2 separate regions of the Homo sapiens genome follow, and region 2 is linked to region 1. Evidence: chromatin contacts called from ENCODE Hi-C data. All regions are on one chromosome and are shown on one strand. Each heading gives the region's core, a stretch centred on a gene start or an enhancer-like site at or near the end of the contact. The rest is flanking DNA. Distances are from core to core; before and after follow the strand shown.

The links. Hi-C counts contacts between places; a loop is a spot of excess contacts on that map. Pooled maps may share reads with other maps.
Region 2: a loop to region 1 is called in a map of OCI-LY7, with 11 times the contacts of the local background. The contact joins the promoter of TYW3 here to the promoter of SERBP1 in region 1. A Hi-C loop is called at or near these places in 2 of 168 maps with a recorded cell type or tissue (OCI-LY7 and naive thymus-derived CD4-positive, alpha-beta T cell) and 6 of 50 pooled maps.

What each region holds. Positions count from the first base shown.
Region 1 is chr1:67,429,083-67,432,542 of GRCh38, forward strand. SERBP1 (SERPINE1 mRNA binding protein 1) reads right to left here and starts at 1,320. Exons shown (of 8, transcript NM_001018069.2): 1 at 906-1,320. The coding sequence starts at 1,218. RefSeq lists enhancers at 1-493, 1,129-1,764, 1,202-1,471, 1,682-1,761, 1,792-1,971.
Region 2 is chr1:74,731,414-74,734,520 of GRCh38, forward strand. TYW3 (tRNA-yW synthesizing protein 3 homolog) reads left to right here and starts at 1,739. Exons shown (of 6, transcript NM_138467.3): 1 at 1,739-2,005. The coding sequence starts at 1,832. It overlaps CRYZ (crystallin zeta), which reads right to left and starts at 1,637. Exons shown (of 9, transcript NM_001889.4): 1 at 1,543-1,637. RefSeq lists enhancers at 434-723, 1,319-2,029, 1,584-1,873, 2,254-2,353.

The DNA of each region.
Region 1 (3,460 bases), core at 70-2,569:
AACTCTGACCATGCTTCACGCACATGTGGTGGAAAAAAAAAACTGCGAACTCTAAAGAGCTCTGCTGCGACTAACGCTGTGACAGCCTCTGCACTCACTTCACCCACGAGGCCCAGACCCCACCACGTGAAAGATTCAGTTTGGGGAGTCGAGAGAGAGGATCGTGACTCGAGGACGTTCCTCGGGATGTCCTGCAATCACCAGTCTTCATTCATAATTCCCGCTCCTGGTTAATCGAGTGTGGCCAAACTCCTCCATTTCCCAACGGCTCAACTCACCCCAGCAAGTTATGAGAAAGTCCTAACAGTTGAGAGGTGGAAGAGAAACAAATAAAGGACATGCGGCACCCCAACCTGCAGCTTACTCCACACGTCTGATGGCCTGGAACGACCCCCTGCTTTTCAGCGGGGATACTCCGCGCCGTCGTGGGACAAGACGGCAGGACAGGAGCCTGAAACAACAGCACCTCAAAGGAGCAGCTCTGCGCAGTAAGCAGCGATGGACCCCCAAGCTCCTCCGTAACTACGGAAAGCTTCGGTGAGGGGCCGGCTTCCCCGCACCTCAGTCCATGCGCTCACCCGCCAAGGAATCCGGCGGGAAGGCAACAGCCTCCCAGGACCTCGAGCGCGCTCGAGGAGCAGCTCATCTCCGACCACGCTCCTCTGCTCACAACCTGAGGCGGGAAGGGGATGGCTCCGAGAACCTCGCCGGCGGTGGCTTGAACTTGGGGCTACCACGCTCCTGGCACCTTCGCAGGACCGGACTTTTGTCGCGTGAAGAAACGTGAGGATATAGGCGGCAAAGTCTCCCGCGGACCCTCGGAGCTCCAGAAACAAGTGGCAGCCGGCAGCCCCCTCGCTCCTTCCCTCCATCCCAGTCTCCCCCACATTCTGCCCCTGCTTTACCTTCTTTCTTAAGCGCCACGGGCGGCTGCGTCTCCTCTTTCTTGTCAACCACGCCAACGCTGGGGGGCAGCGGGTTCTTGCGGTCTTTCTGGGACTCCTTGCGCAGCTGTTTGCCTGCCGCGTTGGAGTTGGTCTGGGCCGCGGCCTGAGCTGCGCTCTTGGCCCCAGGGCCCCCAACGCCGCCCCCGCCGGCTTCTTTTTTCTTGTTCTCTGCTGCCTTCAGCACCTCGAAGGGGTCCGATTCGTCGTCAAATAACTGGTCGAATCGGTTGGTGACCACGCAGCCGAAGCCTTCCTGTAAGTGCCCAGGCATGATGGTGGCTCGGCGGCGCGTTCCTCCACGGATTGCAGCGGGCCGCGCCGAGCCAAGAGCGCCTGCTTCAGCTCTTCCCACAAGATGGCCGGGCCGAGAGAGGGGGGCCGTCTTCTCTTCCGGCGCCAGGCACACATCCGGGAGCGGCCTGCGCCGCAAGGCACTGTGGGGTATGTAGGCCAGAGTCATTTCTCCTGAGGCGACTCTCCGCGTCGGGACTACAATTCCCAGGACGCACCGCGCGACAACTCTTCGCGCGCGCCTGAGAGGCGAGACCCCATGAGGGGAGTGAAGCGTGCGGGCTGAAGGAAGGGAAGCGTGGTGGTGGGCGGAGTCCTGCCACCTGCTCTGGCCACCCTTAAACTCTCTAGGTCTTCAGCTACCTTGAAACCAAAAAACCGTGACGGCGTAACTGACTCGCGAAAGTGCTCTTTGGTTTCACTCACGCCCCCTCGGGCTCAGGGCTAACTTTCCCCACCGCTCCAGGGGGGTCAAGGTGACTCCCAGACCTTACATCTGAGACGCACAAACTTCCGGGGGAGGGGGTGTTGCTGAGGCGCCGCGCCGGCCGCGGGTAGGCTGGACCCTGCCTGTGCCAAGTCCGAGCTGCTCAGTTGCTGGAGTGGCCCTCCGTCAGCCTCCACGGTGAATCGAGGCTCTTCTGTCTAATGTGAGGGGGAATACGTTTCCTCTCGCGGGGACATGAACTAGGGTAGCAGAACTAACCAAAAAGACAAGTGAAACTATCACATGGGAGCGTGGCGCGTCTTTCCCGGGCTTCTCACCGTGTGGCGGCGGGTGTCGTAGGAGTGGTTAACTCCTGACGGTGCAGCGCTAGACGCGGGGCAAGCCTCCAGGAAGCACTGTTTATAGAAACCCTGTTACAATTATTCCAATTAATCGTCCGTTCGTGTCCGGCAAGTCAGGGCTTAGGTGGCTGTGTTGTTAGTCACATGCGCTCAATACATATCATTTGAGAACATTTCGAGTGCATGTGTGCTAGGAGTTGCGGTGAGGGGAGGGAAATATTGAAGTCAACACTTAATAATGACAAAGCATTGATACTAGTTGAGAATATTAAAATTCATTAAAAGAATACAATTTGAATGCGTATTTAAGCACATTTGGTAGCACCGGGTTTAAGTATATCATAATTTTTAAGTCCTTTTCCATTAACACAAAGTAGCAAATGCATCGCTTATTTGGTAGGAGCTATGAATAACCTTGAACTCAACATTTTGTTAGGCAAATAGTTTGCCTCTTTTCACAAATGTTGAAACCACTTCAGAGATGAAATGATTTACCAAATTCACACCTCTGTAAGTGCTAGTGACAGGCATTAGCCCAGTATTCTATCTCCACTAGGAGACTGGACATCAGCTCTTTAATTCAGACTGCCCTGATAGAAAGCAGTCCAATTTTTAAATTTCCGATATAATTTAAACATTGTTGCGTGTCAGGATATGTAACATGGCGGAATGTAATCATCAATTTCCGAGCAGATTTTAAATCAATTCCTTAGCAGGGAAAATAGAAGACACGAGTCATATTACATACATGGGGCAGCAAGCCTCCTGGTTTTCTTGTTTCTCAATCCTCCCCTATTCCTCACTTATTTCCCTGCTGCCTCAGTCCTGCACCCTGCCCACAACGCCCAACCTCAAACACACCCCCTATCTCATCCCCCCTTCCACAGGCTCTGGTTCTGTGGCACCTACCAAGACAAGGAGCTTTTGACCATACTCTTCCCACCTTTTTGAAATAGCTCAAGTGCAATGTAGAAGATCTCCACATTTTGACAGATTTTCTCTCTTCACGGGCTGTTGCGTCTCTGAGACTGCCTGCATCTTTGAGACATCTGTGAAAGCTCCTCTTCTTAACTCTTTCTGGCCACGGCCACAGTAACAATATTCATACTAAAACGTGATGTTTTAGTGTGTGCTTGGTGCACTTTACATACGTGATCTCCTTTAAACCTTACATCAACTCTATAAGAAAGTTATTACTCCATACCTCCCCCCCGCAAAAAAAAAGTTATTGCTCCTGTTTTAAGATTAGGAAAATGAAAACAAAGAGCTTAAGTAAGTTAACTACTCCTGCCACAATCTGGGGGGTGGGGCAGGCCTGTTGTTATTCATTTTTCTCCTCCATTACAGATTTCTGGTTTGCTCAAACAGAGCTTCGTAACCACCAAGCATTATTACAATAAGAATATTTGAAAATAAGCTACACATAGAGGAAT
Region 2 (3,107 bases), core at 489-2,988, 7.3 Mb after region 1:
AAATCAATCATTACAAATTGTTCTGCTGCTAATACACAATGACTCATGTAAGCATATGGTTTATTATTAACCCAGAAATGTAAAAAAGGCAAGAATTACAAGTGGTCAGAGAAAGTCTCTTCCTGGCTGTGTGATCTTATCAGGTCACTTCTGTTCACTTGAGATAGGACGGGGTAAGAAGAGGGGAGGAGTTTAATAATTTCGGACTCCTCCAGGTTCCATGATCGTATGGAACAGGGCAGTCTGTTCCCTAATGCTGGAGGAGTAGAGCTTGGAGAGATTTGCTGCTGAACTCGCTGCGCTAACCAGACACGTAATCACAGTGGCTTCAGAGGGACTCGCACAACAATTTCCATTAGCTACGGACAAGCATTCCAAACTTTAGCCTTTAGGTTTAATCATTGACACACCTTCCCTGGTCACTGAGTCTCCTCTAGAAACTCAGTATAAACATCCAACGATGTGTTAACAGGGTGTTTTGTAATTTTCTTTTGAAGATTATTCTAGGTGGTGGGCGTCACAGGGTCAATAAAACTATACATTTCTCTCAAAGACTGCAATCCTGATGGCAAAGCTGGAGGAAGCTCCGGGAAACCTGTAATTGTGGGAATCCAAGACAAAAAATCCCCCACAGCTGGGCTGTGGGAAGGGGCCCTACCTAGGAGAAGAAATCAAATCCCCTACAGCTGGGCTGTGCGAAGGGGCACTACCTAGGAGAAGAAATCCCCTACAGCTGGGCTGTGGGAAGGAGCCCTACCTAGGAGAAATCCCCTACAGCTGACAGGTGGGCTGTGGGAAGGGGCCCTACCTAGGAGAAGAAATCAAATCCCCTACAGCTGGGCTGTGCGAAGGGGCACTACCTAGGAGAAGAAATCCCCCACAGCTGGGCTGTGGGAAGGAGCCCTACCTAGGAGAAATCCCCTACAGCTGACAGGTGGGCTGTGGGAAGGGGCCCTACCTAGGAGAAGAAATCAAATCCCTACAGCTGGGCTGTGCGAAGGGGCCCTACCTAGGAGAAGAAATCCCCTACAGCTGGGCTGTGGGAAGGGGCCCTACCTAGGACAAATCCTCTACAGCTGAGAGCTGGGCTGTGGGAAGGGGCCCTGGACAGACCGCTGGGCGCTGCTGCAGGAATCCCCAAACCCAGGCACTGGCTGCAGGGAAAAATCAAGCGGGTGACTGGCGGGGGGGGGGGGGGGGGGTGCAGCGTGGGGCTGGGGGACAGGGAGTGCGGGGGGCGGAGGCTGGGCAGGGGTAGTGCCAACGGACACCTCATGGTGTGGTAGCCTAAACTCAGAGCCTAAACGCAGGACCAGGGCTAGGAGCCCAGGACCAGAAGGCAAAACTTCCTACCTGATTTATGGATGGGAACTTGCAGCCCCTGGAGGGGAATGGCTTCGGTCTGGAGCTCTACGCACTAGTTCTCTGGGAGGACAGAGGGCAGGAAAGGGGTGCAGCCAAAATCAAACTCGGTTCCACTTGGACGAGCAGTGGGGAGATTCGCTGTCTAAACAACTAAGGAGAGTTTTTAAAACCACTTACCAGAATCTAGAGTGGGAATTAAAATCTGCGTGGGCTTCTTCAGATTCCACAGAAATGAGGACTGCCACACCTTCTCCAACTTTTGCAGGCTCCACCCAGGATGTGCGCCTCGCTCCACCCAGGATGTGCGCCTCTCTCCACCCCTAGGCGAAGGCACTAGAATTTCCCAAATTAAGAACGAAGAGGAAGTTTGGACCTTTTCGGCCACCGCTCGCTTCAATATGGCTGCCCCCAGGGAGAGACGAGGCTACCATGAAGGAGCCGAGCGCAGACCCTGAGTCCGTCACCCATGGATCGCAGCGCGGAGTTCAGGAAATGGAAGGCGCAATGTTTGAGCAAAGCGGACCTCAGCCGGAAGGGCAGTGTTGACGAGGATGTGGTAGAGCTTGTGCAGTTTCTGAACATGCGAGATCAGTTTTTCACCACCAGCTCCTGCGCTGGCCGCATCCTACTCCTTGACCGGGTGAGGCCCCTTTGCGCCTGTCCATCGCCTGCCTTCTAGTGCGAAACTTCAGGAGCCCTGTTCCCATCCAGTGACGACCGGATCCAGCATGTCTGTGTTTGCTCCTCTGAGGGGTGGTCTCTGTTTCTTTATATGTGAAATTTAGGGGATTAGATCAGTGCTTCTAAAAGTTTAACGTGGCTATTAATCAGCTGAGCATCTTTTAAAATACAGATCCCGATTCTTTAAGTGTAGGGTAGGGCCTGATACTGTGCATTTCTAACAAGTGCCCAAATGATGTTGAAACTGCTGACCTGGGAACTATCTTGTGTGGCAAAGTTTAGAAAATTTGATTTTATTATATGAATACTAAGGGAATCTAAAGACTTTGTAGCTTGCTAAGGTATTGAATGCCGGAATCCGCTCATCAACAGCTCTGGCAAATCATTGTTACTGCATGCTTGAACATCACCAGTGTTAAGGAGTTTACTGCCTCCTAGTGAGCCCCTCCATTATTACAACTCTAGTAGTTTTACGCAGAGAAAAGTACGATCGTATATAATTTAGGATGGTTAGACTTTTTTTTTTAACTTTATGATGGGTTTACAGGGGTAGTAAATGCATTTTGACTTACATTTTCCACTTATGACGGATTTATTGGGATGTAACCCCATCATAAATCAAGAAGCAGCTGTACAAGCCATACCTCCTTATTTGCAGGTTCAGTTACCCCAGTCAACAGCAGTCTGAAAATATTAAATGAAAATTCCAGAAATAAACAATTAGTAAGTTTTAAATTGCATGCTGTTCTGAGTAGCGTGATAAAATCTTGAGCCAACCAGCTCCTTCCAGAATGGAAGGTGAATCATCCCTTTGTCCAGAATATTCCACTATATATTCTTGCTGCCCTTTAGCTGCTTGGTAGCCTTCTGGGTTATCAGATCGACTGTGGTGGTATCACAGTGCTTGTGTTCAAGTAACTCTTATTTTACTTAATAATGGCCCCAAAGTACGGGAGTAATGATGCTGGCGATTTGGATCTGCCAACAGTAAGTTTTAAAGTGCTTTTTTGAAGTGAAAAGGTGAAAGTTCTTAAGGAAAGACTTAAGGAAAGAAAAAACAG